Linked DNA regions of Homo sapiens: region 2 is linked to region 1. A link is a loop called in an ENCODE intact Hi-C map of the cell type or tissue named here. Cell type or tissue: MCF 10A. All regions are shown on one strand. Each heading gives the region's core, and the rest is flanking DNA. Links, peaks and the distances in the headings are about the cores only.

Region 1 (8,465 bases), core at 92-8,091:
ATCTGTGGAACTTTGAACTTGAGAGAGATGATTTAGGGTATCTGGCAGAAGAAATTTCTAAGTAGCAAAGCATTCAAAAGGTGACTTGAGTACTGTTAAAAGCATTCTGTTTTAAAAGGGAATCAGAGAATAAAAGTTCAGAAAATTTGCAGCCTGATGATGCAGTGGAAAAGAAAAACCCATTTTTTGAGGAGAAATTCACGCTGGCTGCAGAATTTTGCTTAAGTAATAAGGAGCTGAATGTTAATCCCCAAGACAATGGGGAAATGTCTCCAGGGCATGTCATAGGTCTTCACAGGAGCCCCTACCATCACAGACCCAGAAGCTTAGGAGGAAAAAATGGTTTCCTGGGCCAGGCCCAGTGTCTCCACGCTGTGTGCAGCCTAGGGACTTGGTGCCCTCTGTTCCAGCTGCTCCACCTGTTGCTAAAAGGGACCAAGGTACAGCTTGGCCCATGGTTTCAGAGACTGCAAGCCCCAAACCTTGGCAGATTCCACATGGTGTTGAGCCTGCAGGTGCACAGAAGTCAAGAATTGAGGTTTGGGAACTTCCATCTAGATTTCAGAAGAGGTATGGAAATGCTTGTATGCCCAGGTGAAAGTTTTCAGCAGGGTCAGGGGCCTCATGGAGAACTGCTTCCAGGGCAGTGTGACAGGGAAATGTGGGGTTGAAGAACCCACACAGAGTCCCTACAGGGGCACTGCCTAGTGGAGCTGTGAGAAGAGGGCCACTGTCCTCCAGACCCCAGAATGGTAAATCCACCGAAAGCTTGCACCACCCACCTGGAAAAGCCACAGACACTCAACACCAGCCTGTGAAGGCCCAAGCTAAGAGGGAGGCTCTACCTTGCCAAGCCACATGGGTGGAGCTGCCCAAGACTATGGGAGCCCACCTCTTGCATCAGCATGACCTGGATATGAGACATAGAGTGTAAGGAGATCATTTCAGAGCTTTAAGATTTGACTGCTGTGCTGGATTTCAGACTTTCATGGGGTCTGTAGCCCCTTCGTTTTGGCCAATTTCTTGAATTTGGAATGGGAGGAATCCTGGCTGGGCTAGGGCCCTAGAGGGGATTATGGAGTCCTGGAAGTAAGTAATCTATATCTTGGTGTGGGTGTTTAAACACATGTGTGTGTGTGTATGTGTGTGTGTGTCTGTGTATACATATATACATATACACACACACACATACACACACACACATATATATATATAAAATGCTTATGACTTTGCTTTGTAAAAAATGGAAAGCACCAATATATATTAAGCAACAAAGTAATTAAATTTGTATTTTTGAAAGACCACTTGTTCAAAATCTGGAGTAGTGATTGGAAGGGTAGAGAAGCTGCAATCAGGAACCTAGTCCAGAGGCTACTTAAATAGGCCAAGTGAGACGTGATGAGAACAGAGAATGATAGAAGACAGATCTCATGAGAATTCACTCACTATCATGAGAACAGCATGGGGGAACCACCCCCATGATTCAGTTACCTTTCACTGGGTCCCTCCCACAACACATGTGGATTATGGGGGTTACAATTCAAGATATTTCAGTGAGGACACAGCCAAACCATATCATTCTGCCCCTAACCCCTCCCAAATATCATGTCTTCACATTTCAAAACACAATCATGCCTTCCCAGCAGTCCCCCAAAGTCTTAACTCATTTCAGCATTAACCCAAAAGTCCACAGTCCAAAGTCCCACCTGAGACAAGGCAAGCCCCCTCTGCCTATGAGCCTGTAAAATCAAAAGCAAGTTAGTTACTTCCTAGATACAATGGGGGTACAGGCATTGGGTAAATACAATCAAGTGGGAGAAACTGGCCAAAACAAAGGGGTTACAGGCCCCATGCAAGTCCGAAATCCAATAAGGCAGTCATTGTACCTTAAAGTTCCAAAATTTTTTTTTGTTGACTCCATGTCTCACATCCAGCTCATGTTGATGCAAGAGGAGCACTCCCACAGCCTTGAGCAGCTCTGCCCCTGTGGCTTTGCAGGATACAACATCCCTCCTAGCTGCTTTCACAGCTGATGTTGAGTGTCTGTGGCTTTTCCAGGCTCACGGTGCAAGCTGTCAGTTGATCTAGCATTCTGGGGTCGGGAGGAAGGTGGCCTTATTCTCACAGCTCCACTAGGCAGTGCCCCAGTGGGGACTCTGTGTGGGGGCTCCTACCCCACATTTTCCCTTCTGCACTGCCCTAACAGAGGTTCTCCTTGAGGGCTCTGCCCCTGCAGCAGACTTCTGACTAGATATCCAGGCATTTCTATACATCTTCTGAAATCTAGGTGGAGATTCCCAAACCTCAATTATTGTCTTCTGCTCACCCACAGACTAAACACCCTATGGAAGCTGCCAAGGTGTGAGGCTTGCACCCTCTGAAGCAACAGCCTGAGCTGTACCTCGGCCCCTTTTAGCCTTGGCTGGAGTGGCTGGGATGCAGGGCACCAGTTCCTAAGCCTGCACACAGCAGGGGTCCCTGGACCCAGCCCAGGAAACCATTTTTCCCTCTTAGGTCTCCAGGTCTATGATGAGAGGGGCTGCCAAGAAGGTCTCTGACTTGTCCTGGAAACATTTCCCCATTGTCTTGGCAATTAGCATTCGGCTCCTCCTTACTTATGCAAATTCCTGCAGCTGGCTTGAATTTCTCCCCAGAAAATGGGTTTTTCTTTTCTACCCCATCATCAAGCTGGAAATTTTTCAAACTTTTATGATCTGTCACCTCTTGAGTGTTTTGCTACTTAGAAATTTCTACCACTAGATACCTTAAATAAATCATCTCTTCAAGCTCAAAGTTCCACAGATCTCTAGGGTAGGGGCAAAAAGCTGCCAGTTTCAACCTTCGCTCCATTTTCCAACAAGTTTTTCATCTCCATCTGAGACCAACTCAGCCTGGACTTCATTTTCCATGTCACTATCAGCATTTTGGTTAAAGCCATTTAACAAGTCTCTACAAGGAAGTCCCAAACTTTCCCACATCTTCCTGTCTTCTTCTGAGTCATTCAAACTGTTCCAACCTCTGCCCATTACCCAGTTCCAAAGTTGCTTCCACATTCTCAGGTATCTTACAGAAATGCCCCACCACCTTGGTACAAATTTACATTATTAGTCCGTTCTCACATTGCTATAAGGAAATACCCAAGACTGGATAATTTATAAGGAAAAGAGGTTTAATTGATTCACAGTTCTCCATGGCTGGGGAAGCCTCAGGAAATTTACAATCATCACTGAAGTCACCTCTTCACAAGACAGCAGGAGAAAGAATAAGTGCCAGCAGGGAAAATGCCTGATGTTTGTAAACCATCAGATCTCGTGAGAACTCACTCACTTTCACAAGAACAGCATGGTGGAAACCATCCCCATGATTCAGTTACCTCCCACTGGCTCCCTCCCATAACACCTGGTGATTATAGTTCAAGATAAGATTTGGATGAGGACACAGCCAAACCATATTAGTCATTCAAATTTAATGATCCAATGACTCATCCAAAACAAAGAACAGCTAGTCATCTTCTTACTATATGTACTGTGAAGTGTCCAAATAAGTACATTTGTAATTCATTAGAGGAATGTCATGGGTGTTGAGATAAGCTTGTGAGTCATTATAGTATACATATTCTAAGCCATAGTTATATTAAAGATTGGCCAGGGCTGTTTAGAAAAGTAAAGTAAGAACAATGAGAATATGAAATATATATGATCATTCTTCATATATATAAAATATACATAAACATATATATAAAAACATATATATATATGAAGAATGAGCAAAAAAAATGGAAGGTAGAAGGTGAGGAAGGAAAATAGGAAATACTATACAAGGAGTAAAAGATCTAGATGATTACAAATGTCAAAAAATAGAAGTCTAAGGATTAAATGGTCAATGGTATCAAATCTACAAAATAGAAGTAGTATACAGATTTTATAATGCACAGTGAATTTTGGCATTAGTGATTATTGGAGATACTTCCAAGTGAAGAGAAATGAAATAGTTAGTGTGAGTCATGATGGTGAAACTGACTGCAATGAACATCGGCAGGATTGGGAGATGAGACATAGAAATTGTAAAAATGACTCAAGTAAATTTGGAAATTGAAAAGTTAAAGGTTATAAACTAGATCCATGATGTTTTTAGTGTGGTTTTTAGAATATAAGACAGACTTATGCAACTGTATTTGAGCCCAAAGTGCAGTTGAAGAAAAAATAATAAAAGAAGATGGAGGATCATGAGATTCATCTTCATTTACTACTCAAATTTTGTTGTCCGTGGTGGGTGTGTTGCCTTAAAATTTTTTTATTACAACTATTTCATTGAGAAATGGTGTATCCCCTTTAATTTACTGCTGTGAAATATTTGAGCATACATATTATGTATACTTTCCACTAAGAAGTTTTGATTATGTCACATTGCTACTCAGATATGGAGTATCCCTATTGATCAAGGATTGATTCCTAGTCACCTGAGAGACCCATGGTCTCTCTCTGCTTTGATCACATGTGGTGAGCTTGAGCCCTGATATGATCATCTGTGGCCCTATGAAAAGAGTTGGTTTCCTTCGGGATGCATTGGGACTTGAGGCTATAGTCGTGAAAGGCACCTGAGACTTCACGGACGCCTCCACACTCTGACCATAAAATCCCCACATCTGCTAAACAGAGATAGTATCACCCTTTTGACTCCTTTTCCAGAGGGGATATAATAGAGTTTTCTCATTTTAAAAAATCCAGCTATTACTATTAGAAAGTACTGTAGGAAGGTCAATGTTCCTTTGCAGTACTTAATGGAATAGTTGAATATGCTAAAATTTCTATACTAGAAAGCTCTACATGCCAGCTTCATGAATGTGAGATATTTGCCAAAACAATTGGCAATCATTTCAAGGTTTTTATTTGCTTTCGATGTTGTCAGTCCCTAGACAAGACTCACGACATATTCCCCTATTTACTAATGTGACTCATGACTAAGGGAAAAGGAAAACCAGTAAGAAGTTTATTGATGGCCCACGCTAATGATATTTGTCCTCTGCTTCTCCAACATTGTTCAAACTTCAGGCTTTAGTTGCTTTGCTACTGACTCTCTTTATAGCCCTGATATTTTTTCCCTAACTAATGTAATCAAAATCAGAAAATGCTACTCAAAAATGCTTTTATTCCTCTCACTGTCTCTAGATTCTGTGACTAAGTAATCGTGGAAGAGCTGCAAAGGAACTAGGATTGTAATCAGGTCATCTTGAGGCCTAGTCTTCCTTGCTTTGTGACTTTGAGCAAAGCACTTCTCCTCCCTGCACATCATTTTCCTCCTCTGTAAAAGGAAGGGGCCCAATTAAAAGATCTCAAAGGTTTTTTTTATGTTAAACATATATAAATATATAAACCTTTGATTGCATAAGTATCTGTAAACTTAATTTTTCTCACAGAAGTTTTGCTCAAGGAAGATTGGCACTTTAAATATGACTGTGTCATTCATATGGATGTGCTCTCATAATTTCAGTGTCACTACTACTGTGACATGACAGCTGCTTAACCTCCCTATTAATGCCTATTAATGTGTCATTGATTTATTTGTGTGCTGAAAGTCAGCAAATCTCAGACACGTGGGACCAACAGAAGAGTGCAGCGCCGTGTGTTAGAAAATCAAGGAATCAAGTCTAGGTTATGTCACAGAGTAGGTCCTTGCATAACTTAACCTCTCTATGCCTCAATTCCCACATCCATAAAATTAAGATAGTTACACCTGTTCCTAGGGTAGCATGAGAATTATGTGAAATAATATATGTGAAGAATGGAGCACAGTACCTAGACAGTATTAAGTATCCATAAGAACCTACATTTTTTTTTTGTTGCTTAGTATTGAAGCTGGCAAAGTCCGTAAGATCAATAATTATCCAGTTCTCAAATAAAATTCTTATCATCAAATGTAGGCTAAGTGAATATTTGTTCTTCCTCACTAGTCTGATTCAGGATTCAGAGATATGAAGTCATTGGAAAACACTAATGATATTTATCCCCCAACATGCATAGACAATAATATAAATGACTTTTAACGTTTTCCATGAAATGCTAAGCAAGAAATTATTCTCGACAAATATATGTTTAGGATGATGGAATCCAGAATTTTTGATCCAATGTTATAACTACTATGCTTTGACAGTTATTAGTTTACTTATTTTAAAAATATATTTATTGCATAGATCTATATTTGGTGAAACCCCGTTTCTACTAAAAAAATACAAAAAAAATTAGCCGGGCTTGGTGGCGGGTGCCTGTAGTCCCAGCTATGCAGGAGGCTGAGGCAGGAGAATGGCATAAACCCGGGAGGCGGAGCTTGCAGTGAGCAGAGATCGCACCACTGTACTCCAGCCTGGGTGACAGAGCGAGACTCCGTCTCAAAAAAAAAAAAAAAAAAAAAAAAAAAAAAAAAAAAAACACTGAAAGGTATGTATCAGTGTCTCAGCTGTTAAGTTCCATATCATTATATAATATTTATTCTTGCAAGTGGCAAAACTCAGTCCGTATGACCACAACTCCTAATGGCTACCTGAACCTCCTTTCATAGGCCACATTAACTTTGGTTCATGAGGAGAATGCATTTCCCAGAGCCCATCCTGTTATGCATTCTTACTTTTGACCCTGGGCATTAACCAATGAACAGCTAGTTACTAGCAAGTCAGGGTGTGAACTGCAGCAAAATTATTCCCAAAGGGTCCCAACACCACTTTCATATCTGATTGAAATGTCATTGTGTCAGAACGTTAACTGCTCGAGACATTCGCCAAAGCTGAAGTTCGCAATCTGGATAATAGACTGTAGAGAAGGAAAATCATTTTTTATCTCAATGTGGTCAAACCAACAAAAGTAATCTATTGTTTTATGTCTATGGAGAAGTATCTTCTCGTTTTTAATCTCATTTTTAAATAATAATATAAAGGAATTGGAATACTTTACATTTCCCATTGCATCATCTTCCAATATTATGACTCAAACTATGTTTGAGTAACTCTTATATAACAGATTCCATGGGTTTTTAAAGGAAGTAAATGTTTCTGTCTGGAGGTAAGTAAGTAAAATTCTCACATTCAGTGAATATGTAGGATACTGACATCACGATAAAGTCAGTCAGAGGAGAACAGGGAAGGCAGTAATAATTGTTCTGGTTATATATCTTTTTATCAGCTTCTTGCCCTCGAAAGAAACAGGGAGGAAGTGGTCATGTATGTCCATCCTGCCCACACAAATAAAAGTACAGAAGCTCCTCAACTTATGGTAGGGCTACATCCAGATACATTCACGGTAAGTTGAAAATGCTTTTAGTGCTGGCAGCACAGCATACAGTTCCTGATTTACAATGGTTCAATTTAAAATTTTTTGACTTTACAATGGTGCCAAAGTGATACAAATTCAATAGAAACCATAACCTCCTTGACTTACAATAGGTTTATGTCCCAATAAACCCATCATAAAGTCGAAAAATCTTTGAATCATTGAACCGTATTAAGTTTGGGACCATCTGTACTTCTATTTCCTTTGTGAAGATGGATAGAAACAGTAAATAAATTGTCAATTTGAATATAAGTTAGAGGGGTCTAAAATCTCCTTCCAAAACCAAAATATTTTTGTCTAAATCACAGGTATGCCTGGTTTCTCTGGAATCCCCTCCCCTCAGCTACTCTGATCGTATCATAATTCTTTGGTTCTCTGTCCTCATTACTACATTCCACTAAGGTCTTAAGAAAGAAATGTATAATTAATAACTAGATAGAAAACAGGCTCAGAGAGTTCAGTAGACATTAACCTACCTCACTGTCCGGGTCTTTGATCTAACAAATGTTTAATTAGCAGCAATTTTGGCCAGACATTGTGCCTGGGACAGGGGATTCCAGAGTGAATGAGACACAAGTACTCCTTTCCAGGAATTCAAACTTTAAGGCAATGACTATCCTTATAGAAAGGAAAATTGGGCCAGGCGCGGTGGCTCACGCCTGTAATCCCAGCACTTTGGGAGGCCGAGGTGGGCGGATAACAAGGTCGGGAGATCAAGACCTGGCTAACACGGTGAAACCTCGTCTCTTCTAAAAACACAAAAAAGTTATCCAGGCTTGGTGATGAGCACCTGTAGTCCCAGCTACTCGGGAGGCTGAGACAGGAGAATGGCATGAACCCAGGAGGCGGAACTTGCAGTGAGCCGAGGTCACGCCACTGTACTCCAACCTGGGTGACAGAGCAAGACTCCGTCTCAAAAAAAAAAAAAAAAAAAAAGGAAAGGAAAATTGATCGGAAATGTTAACACATTAGGTTTTGTATGTTAAAAAGGCCTGGATATAAATCACAGCTTACCATATTTCCACTTGTATGACTTGAAAAGAATGACTGAACTCTCTGAGTTTCAGTTTCCTCTCTAATTACTAATGATGCATTTCTTTCCTAAGATCTTAGTAGAATATAGTAATGAGAGGACAGAGCACCAGA
Region 2 (8,465 bases), core at 183-8,182, 57 kb after region 1:
TTACCCCTAAATCTCAACTTTATCACTTTCAGTTTCTGTGGACTGTTTTTTCTGGTGTATTGGTCATACTTAATCTGTTTGTTTCTGCTTTGCATTCCTCAATTTTTGTTCACAGTAATTGGAAACTTAAGATAATGTAGCAACCCTAGGCACTTCAACTCTCCATAGCTTATTACTGAGGTTTGCTTACTTACTTAGTGATAGTCTGGATTATTTTAGAGCAGTCTAACTCTCCTCCTCACTCCCCTGTAGTGTGAAGCCCCTGAAGTTCATTTTTTTTTTGCCCTTTGGAAGTATAATCTCTATAGGTCTATATAATTTCTCTAAAGCCTTACATCAGTTTAAAGCTGTCACTGAAACCCTCACCCCAGTGAATTTTTATTTTAATTACATATCTTTCAACTCCAGAACTTCTATTTGTCTTTTTTGTAAAATTCCTATTTTTCAATATCATCTTAGAGTAATGTTACTGTCACATTTGGGTATCCCAGTAGTTAGTAGGACAACAGTGATTATAAGGCCTTCATTAAGGGTCTCTTTCCCTAATACACAGCTGCTATGTTCTAACTGATGACCAATTCTGACCAATTGTGCCGTTGTTTTCACTGATGCGATGGGGCATGCCCATCACAGGTTAATCAAATTTAGAGTCCTTTAAAGCACGGGCCCCCAACCATTACCAGTCTGTGGCTAGTTAAGATCTGGGCCACATAGCAGAAAGTGAGTGGCTGGTGAGGGAGCTTATTGCCTGAGTTCCGCCTCCTATCAGATCAGCAGCATTAGATTCAAATAAGAGAGTGAACCCTACTGTGAACCATGCATGCAAAGGACCTAGGTTGTGCACTCTTTAGGAGAGTCTAATGCTTGATGATCTGAGGTGGAACAGTTTCAAGCCGAAACCATCCCCCACTGTCCGAGGAAAAACTGTCTTCCACGAAACTGGTCCTTGGTGCGGAAAATGTTGGGAAACTGCTGCTTTAAAGGGACAGTTGCTGAGGTCAGTGTTCATATTTGTTTGAACCAGTAGTGCTCTTTCTGCTGACACTGTCCTCTTCTCTCCACTGAACTGTGAACCTATCATTTAGCAATGAATCAATTTCCCAGTTGCTTTTCACCGTCGCTTTCACTGTTGTGCTGAGTGCTCTCAGGGTTGAACTTTTTCAATCTCATCCTTTGGGGTATACAGGTATAAAAGGAGCTCTCTGTTCTATATCCTGTTTCTCATTCTGGGCAAAATATTTGAGCTGCTGCTCTGGTGCTCCAGGCAGGGAAAGCAACAGGCCGTAATTTGAGTGACCTTGAGTTGCCAAATGACAATTGATGTAAGGTGGGAAGCAGCCTCAGATCTCTTAAGATTGCCCTCTCACTGAGCAGCTACCTTCTCAAGAGTCTGAGCACTCTCTATTGTATTATCACAATTTTTCTATAACTCTACACCTATCCTAAAATTTTTTAAAACATGGTAAAAGAAATGCTCAACTTCAGTGAATTCCCATTAATGAGTCTCTTGGACTACCTCTTCAGTGTAGGTGTAGGGATGTATATTTGGCAGGATGAAGAAGTAGCATTTATGTGGAGGGAAGCAAAGCAAAACACCTGCATTTTGCTAATTTTTTTCTGGGAATTGTCTACATATCCATTTTGCTAGCATGCTACAATGATTATAAATAATGTAGACCTAAAATATTAAGAACATTATTTCAAAATCATTAGTGATTACCCTTAAATTTCATTGCTTTTTTCCAGTTCTATTTTTGCATAGGGATCTATCTGTACTTTGATACATTAATCTGGATTCCTACCCATGGAGTAATTACTCCACATAGTGTAATTCTCACACACTTATCCTGACATAAAAAGAAGTAAGGCTTACAAAAAGACATTAACAAGTAATTCTGCAAATCTGTGAAGCTTTTGTGAAATGAGAAACAGCTCTTCTGGGCTAATGAGTAGCATTTGTGATTTGGGATGCCACGAGAATCCCAGATTACTTTCTCCCATCTATACAACACAACTGGCCAAAATACTGCTTTGTTAGTAGGGTGCAGGTTTATTTTCCAAAGATAAGCCCTTACTCTTGGGTAGTAAAGGTATTTTTGGAGGCATATTCCATGTTCTTTTCATGACTGAACTAGCCAGCTTACCATTTAGGACACTGTGCTTCATGGAAGCACTGAAATTTAAAGGCTGAGATAGTTGATCTGCTGGCATTTGCTTTTGTGTCTTAGAATGGTCTATGGAATGAAATTTATCTTCCAAAAGCATATTTTATGAAAGCTTGCGTATAAAACTTTCCCATTACAAGTTAGTAAAAGCTGACTTATTAACAGCTACTCTTCAAAGTGGTCCGATCACAGATTGAGAATTTTAATGAAGTTACCATGAAGGAAATGAGTTATGTGTCCGTGCACACACACACTAGAATTTTTACTATTTTGTTACAGCTGTTATCTTTTGGATATTTGATTGTTGACTAATACATACAAGAGTGTTATTAGTTTTGTAAAGACCGCAAAGGAATCTGAAGACATTTCATCCTTCTGAAATAAAACTATCTACTGGAAAAGGTTTAAGCTTAAAAAAATAATTTGAAATTTTCAAATTTCCTTTTCCTTCCTAAAATCTCCACTTGAACTTTATACTAGCCAGCAGCAGGGGACCTGGCTTGGCACATATTTTTGTAATACAATTGAATTTTAGGCTCAAAAGATTTTCCAGGTCATTTAATCCAATCCTTTTATGTTTATCAGACCAAATTTTCTATTGTCATTTAAAAAAGACTATTTTTAAAATTTCTTACATACCTTATATTCTGCTTCCACAAACATCTGACACAACCACAGTTCAACTTCAAAACTAGTAGGAAATTAAAAAGTTATGATATGACCATTCTACACACCTTAGTCAACTTTTGCCAATTGACCTAATGTCCTTTTGTTGGACTAGGATCTAATTCAGGATCATAGGATGTATTTTCTTACTCCTAAATCTCCTTCAATCTGGGACAGTTCCTAAGTCATGAAAGAACTTCGTGACGTTGACACTTGGAACGTACTGTTCCTTAATTTGTAGAAAAGTTCCTCAGTTACAACTTGGTCATTTTCAAACTTTAAGCAACCAAGTGTGGTGATTCTCAGGAACTCACAGCATATTAGTGGTGAGCACCTTCATACACAAATAGAAGATTGCTAACCATATGCAAAGTTTATTCCAAGATTTCAGACGGCATGCCAGCTGCTTCAAGGGTTGAGGTGGGGAATGTGATACAGGTCAATGAATTGGTTTAACAGTCATATAACAAACGTAGTAGATAAGTCTCCAATAGATGTCCGATTTCCTACGGAATCTTGGGTTTAGAGCTAAACCCTGGGACTAATTGGTGTGCTCCAAATGAAAATGTTCCCAAGCCACAGTTTTGAGTTCCTTTCTTTTCCCCTAGTGTGGTGTGTGTGGTTTTTTTTTCTAAAGCCATAGTGTAGGCTCACAAAACATTTAGAATATGGCTAGTAACAAAGTGCTCTTTCAAATGGGATTACGCAAGACTGGCTTTGGGCAGAGTGAGTGCTACAGAAGGTCAAGAAAAGGGAGCAAAGCTGGAGACTGATGGGAAAAACCCTAAACACACATACGCTGACGCTCACAATCATGTACTTCATAAACATACTTCATCTGCACACGGCCCCACCTCCGTCCCCGCTGCCCTTCTGTGTTTCTCAGCCAGGACACGCAGCCTCTGCTGTGGGTTTACACCAAGGTGCCAATGTAGAGACTAAAATGGACAGAGCAGGAATCCCTCTCCTCTCCAGGACATTTGCTGGAGTCTCCAGTGAAAACGCAGTAAACAGCAGGCAGGGTCCGTGGCGCTTGCAGTTCGACCTCAACCTGCAGCCACGGAGAGCTGTGGGGAGAGCGGAGCTGAGGCCCCGGCAGCTCCCGGTCCCGCACCGGGCTCTGCTGGCGGCTGCCGAGTTCCTGAGACTCCTGCCCCCGCCCGTGTGGCGGCGCCTCACTCCGCACCTGCGGCAGCCCCTGCCCACGCCGCCTCCACCCGCCCCGCCGCGGCCCGACTTCGCTAAAGTTAGGGTCCTGAGCTCCAGCACCCACAGCCGCCCGCGCAGAGCCCCGCGCCGCCACCTCGGGTCCCGGACCCTTCGCCGCCGCCCTCGCTCCCGGGATGGGAAAATTTGGCGCCGGTGAGCGCGTTCCTCGGCGGCGCGGCGCGGCGCTCTGGGTCCTCCGTGTCAGGGCGTCTGCGGAAGCGGCTCCGGTGGCTCCTCTGCTCCTCGTGGCACGCGGCCCAGACCCCCAGAGTACTGTCCGTGCCGGCACTGCGAGACCGGGCTCCTGCTGCTCCTCTCTCCTCCTGGGGTGCCACCAGCGCCCAACGATGGGAGAGGTGAGCAGGAGCCTGCGGGAGCGCAAAGTCCCTGAAGACTGGGGGCGACGGCAGCATGGAACTCCGCGGCAAGATGAAGATCCCTGGCTTCCGGATGGAGGAGCTGCGGCTCACTAGCAGCCTGTCCGCGGAGACGAGGAACCCCACCCACAAAGATGGTTCCTGGGTGCGACCAGGCAGCGTTGCGAGTAGCAGAGTGGTGATGGGGTGGGGTCGGGGAGCGAAGCGGGGAGGGAGTGTGAAAGTGGGCTTGGAGGGTCAAGGGCAGAAGGTGATTTGAGGCTTCTGACTTGAAGTGTGCAAAATAAAGGCTATGCTTGCCTTCGCCAGGAAGTATTTCATCTCCAAGATGGGCCTCAGTCCTCCTGGAACTCCCATCTTCATCTCTAAGCTCCAAACCTGGAAAAAAACAGCTTTCAAGTAAGAATGTAAATCCCTGGTTTCTGTCAATATGGCTTGTGAAGCTGAAGACCAGGCAGAGTAGGGTGTTAAATAAGTGCATAGTATGCGGTGGTGAAAGGGTTAACGTTGTAGGGCAGGCTGACATTGCCCTCAAGGATTCCCACTTCACTTGCTGTAAGCTTACTCTGGGGGCTCCTGTCTGTGATGACAAATGTCTAGGTTAATTTAAAGGGGACAAAATCTCAGTGGACAATCACTGCCTTCTAGTGTGGTCCCTGTCTCTGGCACTGAGGAGATGGAAGTTACATGGAGAGCAGGCACCATCTTTCTGAGAGAGAAAGTGATTAAAGCTGGGGCTTTACAGCTTGTGAATTGATTGTTCTCCAATGTGATTTAGTCCTGGAAACATCAATATCCAAGGGACTACAACTCCCTGTTCACTCTTCATTGCCTGACCACCTCTAGTGAAACCTGAAATAAAGACTTTTCCATATGAAGAAGGGGATTAAGATTCCAGGAGGCTGAGCCTGGGGAGGGAGAGTGGGTGTGTGGTGAGCTTTTGCAAGACAAAGTAGCAGGGCTGACAGCTAGTCATTTTTTTTTTTTTTTTTTTTTTTTTCCCCGGCCATGTCAGGAAGTTTTTTTGTTTGAGTGAATAAATCTGAAACTCTTTAACCTATCAGAAGTATCAACTTAAAGTGAACCTGGAAACTTAGTGACAAATAGTAAAACAACAGCTTTGGTGATTAAAGACCATTTAAAAGTTGTCGAGGCTACCACAGAACAGGCAGTGAGAACACGGTAATCAAAAGTGGGTAAAAATGGAACACATAAGTAAATAGAAGTTAGATCTGGAAATTGCGAGTTTGCTCTTTGAAATATGCACTGATTATCCAGCTCAGTATCAGTCACCATACCTTAGTTTGTAATGCAATTGCAAGAAACCTTCCCAGAGACATGACACTGTATTCCCATTATTAGCTTTTAAAATAACAGTTTTGGACAGTTTACAACACATTTACTCCTTGGGAATTCTGTTGTACATACTTATAGATTGTATTGAGGCAAATCATAACGGCATTTAGCATTGATAGTCCTGTCCTGAGAACATCCACACAGCTCTAGTATGTTACCTTAGGACAAAGGGTTCTGCTTTATGTCGTTCTGTAGAATTTTATTGAGGTAACTGCAGTAGAGATTTTATCCAGCTCCTGGAGACATTTGACTTCACTGCCTACGTTAACAATCATATCTTTTAATATCAGTAAAATATTCAATACTATTAACACATCACCACTAAAATAAGCATCTCACTTAAATCTAAACTTAAAAAATGTTTCCCTTCTTTTGGTAGTTAACTCAGAGTTGCTGGCTTTAAGTGCATCAAATATTATAAGCACTGGGAAACAAAACTTTTGGACTAGAAATAGATACTGTTATACTAAGCTGCAAATTATTAATCCTGAAATATTTTGGCCTGACGGAGAGATTATGCATCTTTGGCAAACCAAATGTTCACTTAAATGACAATGTTTTGTCAGATTGTGTGTGTGTGTACATGTGCACACATTTATACTTACAAGTCCAGTAGAGACAAGTGTGGGTCAGGCTTTGGATAGGTGGCTTTTGCAGTAAGTCTACTAAGGCTATTGAATGTAGTAAGTAATAGGGGAAGTGACTTAGTGTTTTAGCACCCAAAGTTTGCTAAGCAGTGAGATCTCTCACCTCTGAAGTCTTGTATTTCCTAACGCCAACCTCCTCAGCCACACACACACTTTTTCAGTACGTATGTTCATGTTTTCAAAAAGGGCTAATTTCATCTAAACACATTTATCTGTTTCAGCATCATGAAGGAGGTAACGTTTAAAGCTATTTTTGTAAATTGGAGCAGGGGAGGATCAGATGAAACTTAGATGGAGGAAACTGAATTAAATGAAAGCAGAGTGGAGACCTGACTTGTAGTCTTATTTGTTATGTACCCTTGACAAGTCCTATTTGTTGTAGTAATCTGCGTTTGAATTTTCTCATCTGTAAAATGGGGTCAGTGCCACTCAGAATTCATCCACAGAATCACATAATTTGATAGAAATAACAGGGCATTATTGTTGTAAAGTCCTGTACATGGGTGTGTCACTGCCTTTCCACTATTTTTCTTTCTCTCAGATTAATAAAGGACAGTTCATTAACCCCAAATCTAATAATAAAGTTGAAGACTTATGGTTTCTCACTTAGATATCCTACCTTAGAAAGAAGCACCATACGCCATAATATACATCCTTTGGAGTTCTCTGATCTTTATCTAAAAGTTTGCTGCTAAGAGAGACTAATGATTATAATAACATCTGAACGACAGGTACAAATAGATGGTCATTATGAGCTGCCCATCTAACTTTTCAAGAATTCTGGATGGTTTCCTTGCAGCATTCCTCTCTCCTGTTCCTTTTGCTGATGCTTTTGGGGAAGCCTTTTGAAGATGTAACTTCTGCCTTGCACATGATTAGTACTCAGAATTTTGTATGGATTCATTAGCTAATGCTGGTTAGCATTTTAGAGTGCAGTGGAAGACAGAATTTATACACACATTCAGACACAAAGCACTAAATATACTAAAACTTGTACATGATTAGTACTTTCCTCTGTGTGTGTTTTGTATGTTTTGTTGTGAATGTGTTTAGTGCAATTCCCAAAATTTGAGAGCCATTATTTAAATTCATTTACTAATACAGCCTTGTTATATGGGACTGCCTTTCTCAACGGAAACCTTTGCTAGACCCAGTGGGGGAATCTTGTGGCATGAAAGATGCTGAGTAGGGACAGTTTGTTGCGAGCAAGAACGTGTTTCATCTGCACCACTCATTTTATACATGTCATGTGCTGTGATCTAATTTTACATATAATATGTAGTACTTTGTGTCTGTGAATGTGTATAATTCTGTCTTCCATTGCATTCTCAAATGCTAACCAGCATTAGCTAGTTAATCCATACAAAATTCTAATTAGGTGGATGGTATTTTCTCTTCACATTTTTATGCTAAACATAATGTTTCACTTTTTCACTGTCTCTTTAGCATTAGCAATGTTGTTCAAAGAGATATTAACCTAAGACCGTTATCTGCAGTATATTACTTACATCATTATGATGGTATTAATGCTGCATTCTGTTACATGACTGGCTGCTTGACATCTGCTTGTGTGCCATCAGCTATTTTTAAGCACGACATGTATCAACACAACCTTGGTGGTAATTACACTGGGCCAAGTTTTTTGTTTTAATAAAATGCTTTTATTTAGCATCTTTTAAATTTTCACAATCTTGTGAAGGTGGGATTATCACTCTAATGACACAAAACTAAGGTTAAAAAAGGATCATTGACTTGGCCAAGATGATGTGAATGGTCAATGATAGAACACAATGTGGAATTCACATTGATCTCACTCCAAATCTGCCTTATAGTTTTTTAATGTAGAACTTAGAAATCAGATCCTTTTAAGAACTGTCTGTAAAATTATTCATCTTGCGTGGATTTTAGCGGCAGCTGCAAGCAGGCAAATGTTGGTAATGGAAGCTTCATCTTATGAAAGGTAAATCTCTTCACATTTTATTCTTTACTTTCAGTAGTAATTGCATTGTTTTCACACTGTCCTCCTCATCTTTAGTCTTGAAGTC

What was found. Hi-C counts contacts between places; a loop is a spot of excess contacts. Peaks named below come from ENCODE experiments on the same cell type or tissue, not always from the same donor. Only the 100,000 strongest peaks of a DNase experiment are listed, where the experiment ranks them.
Region 2: it touches region 1 in a loop (7-fold over the local background); 3 of 110 quality-filtered maps call a loop at or near these places.

What each region holds. Positions count from the first base shown.
Region 1 is chr10:107,967,179-107,975,643 of GRCh38, reverse strand. The region is part of intron 4 of LINC01435 (long intergenic non-protein coding RNA 1435); the gene reads left to right. Among named protein-coding and RNA genes, the nearest start is that of LINC01435, 98 kb to the left of the region's middle. In MCF 10A, for the core only: no CTCF peak of the experiment used is centred there; DNase peaks (open chromatin) are centred at 3,443 and 4,033.
Region 2 is chr10:107,910,598-107,919,062 of GRCh38, reverse strand. The region is part of intron 4 of LINC01435 (long intergenic non-protein coding RNA 1435); the gene reads left to right. Among named protein-coding and RNA genes, the nearest start is that of LINC01435, 150 kb to the left of the region's middle. In MCF 10A, for the core only: no CTCF peak of the experiment used is centred there; a DNase peak (open chromatin) is centred at 3,652.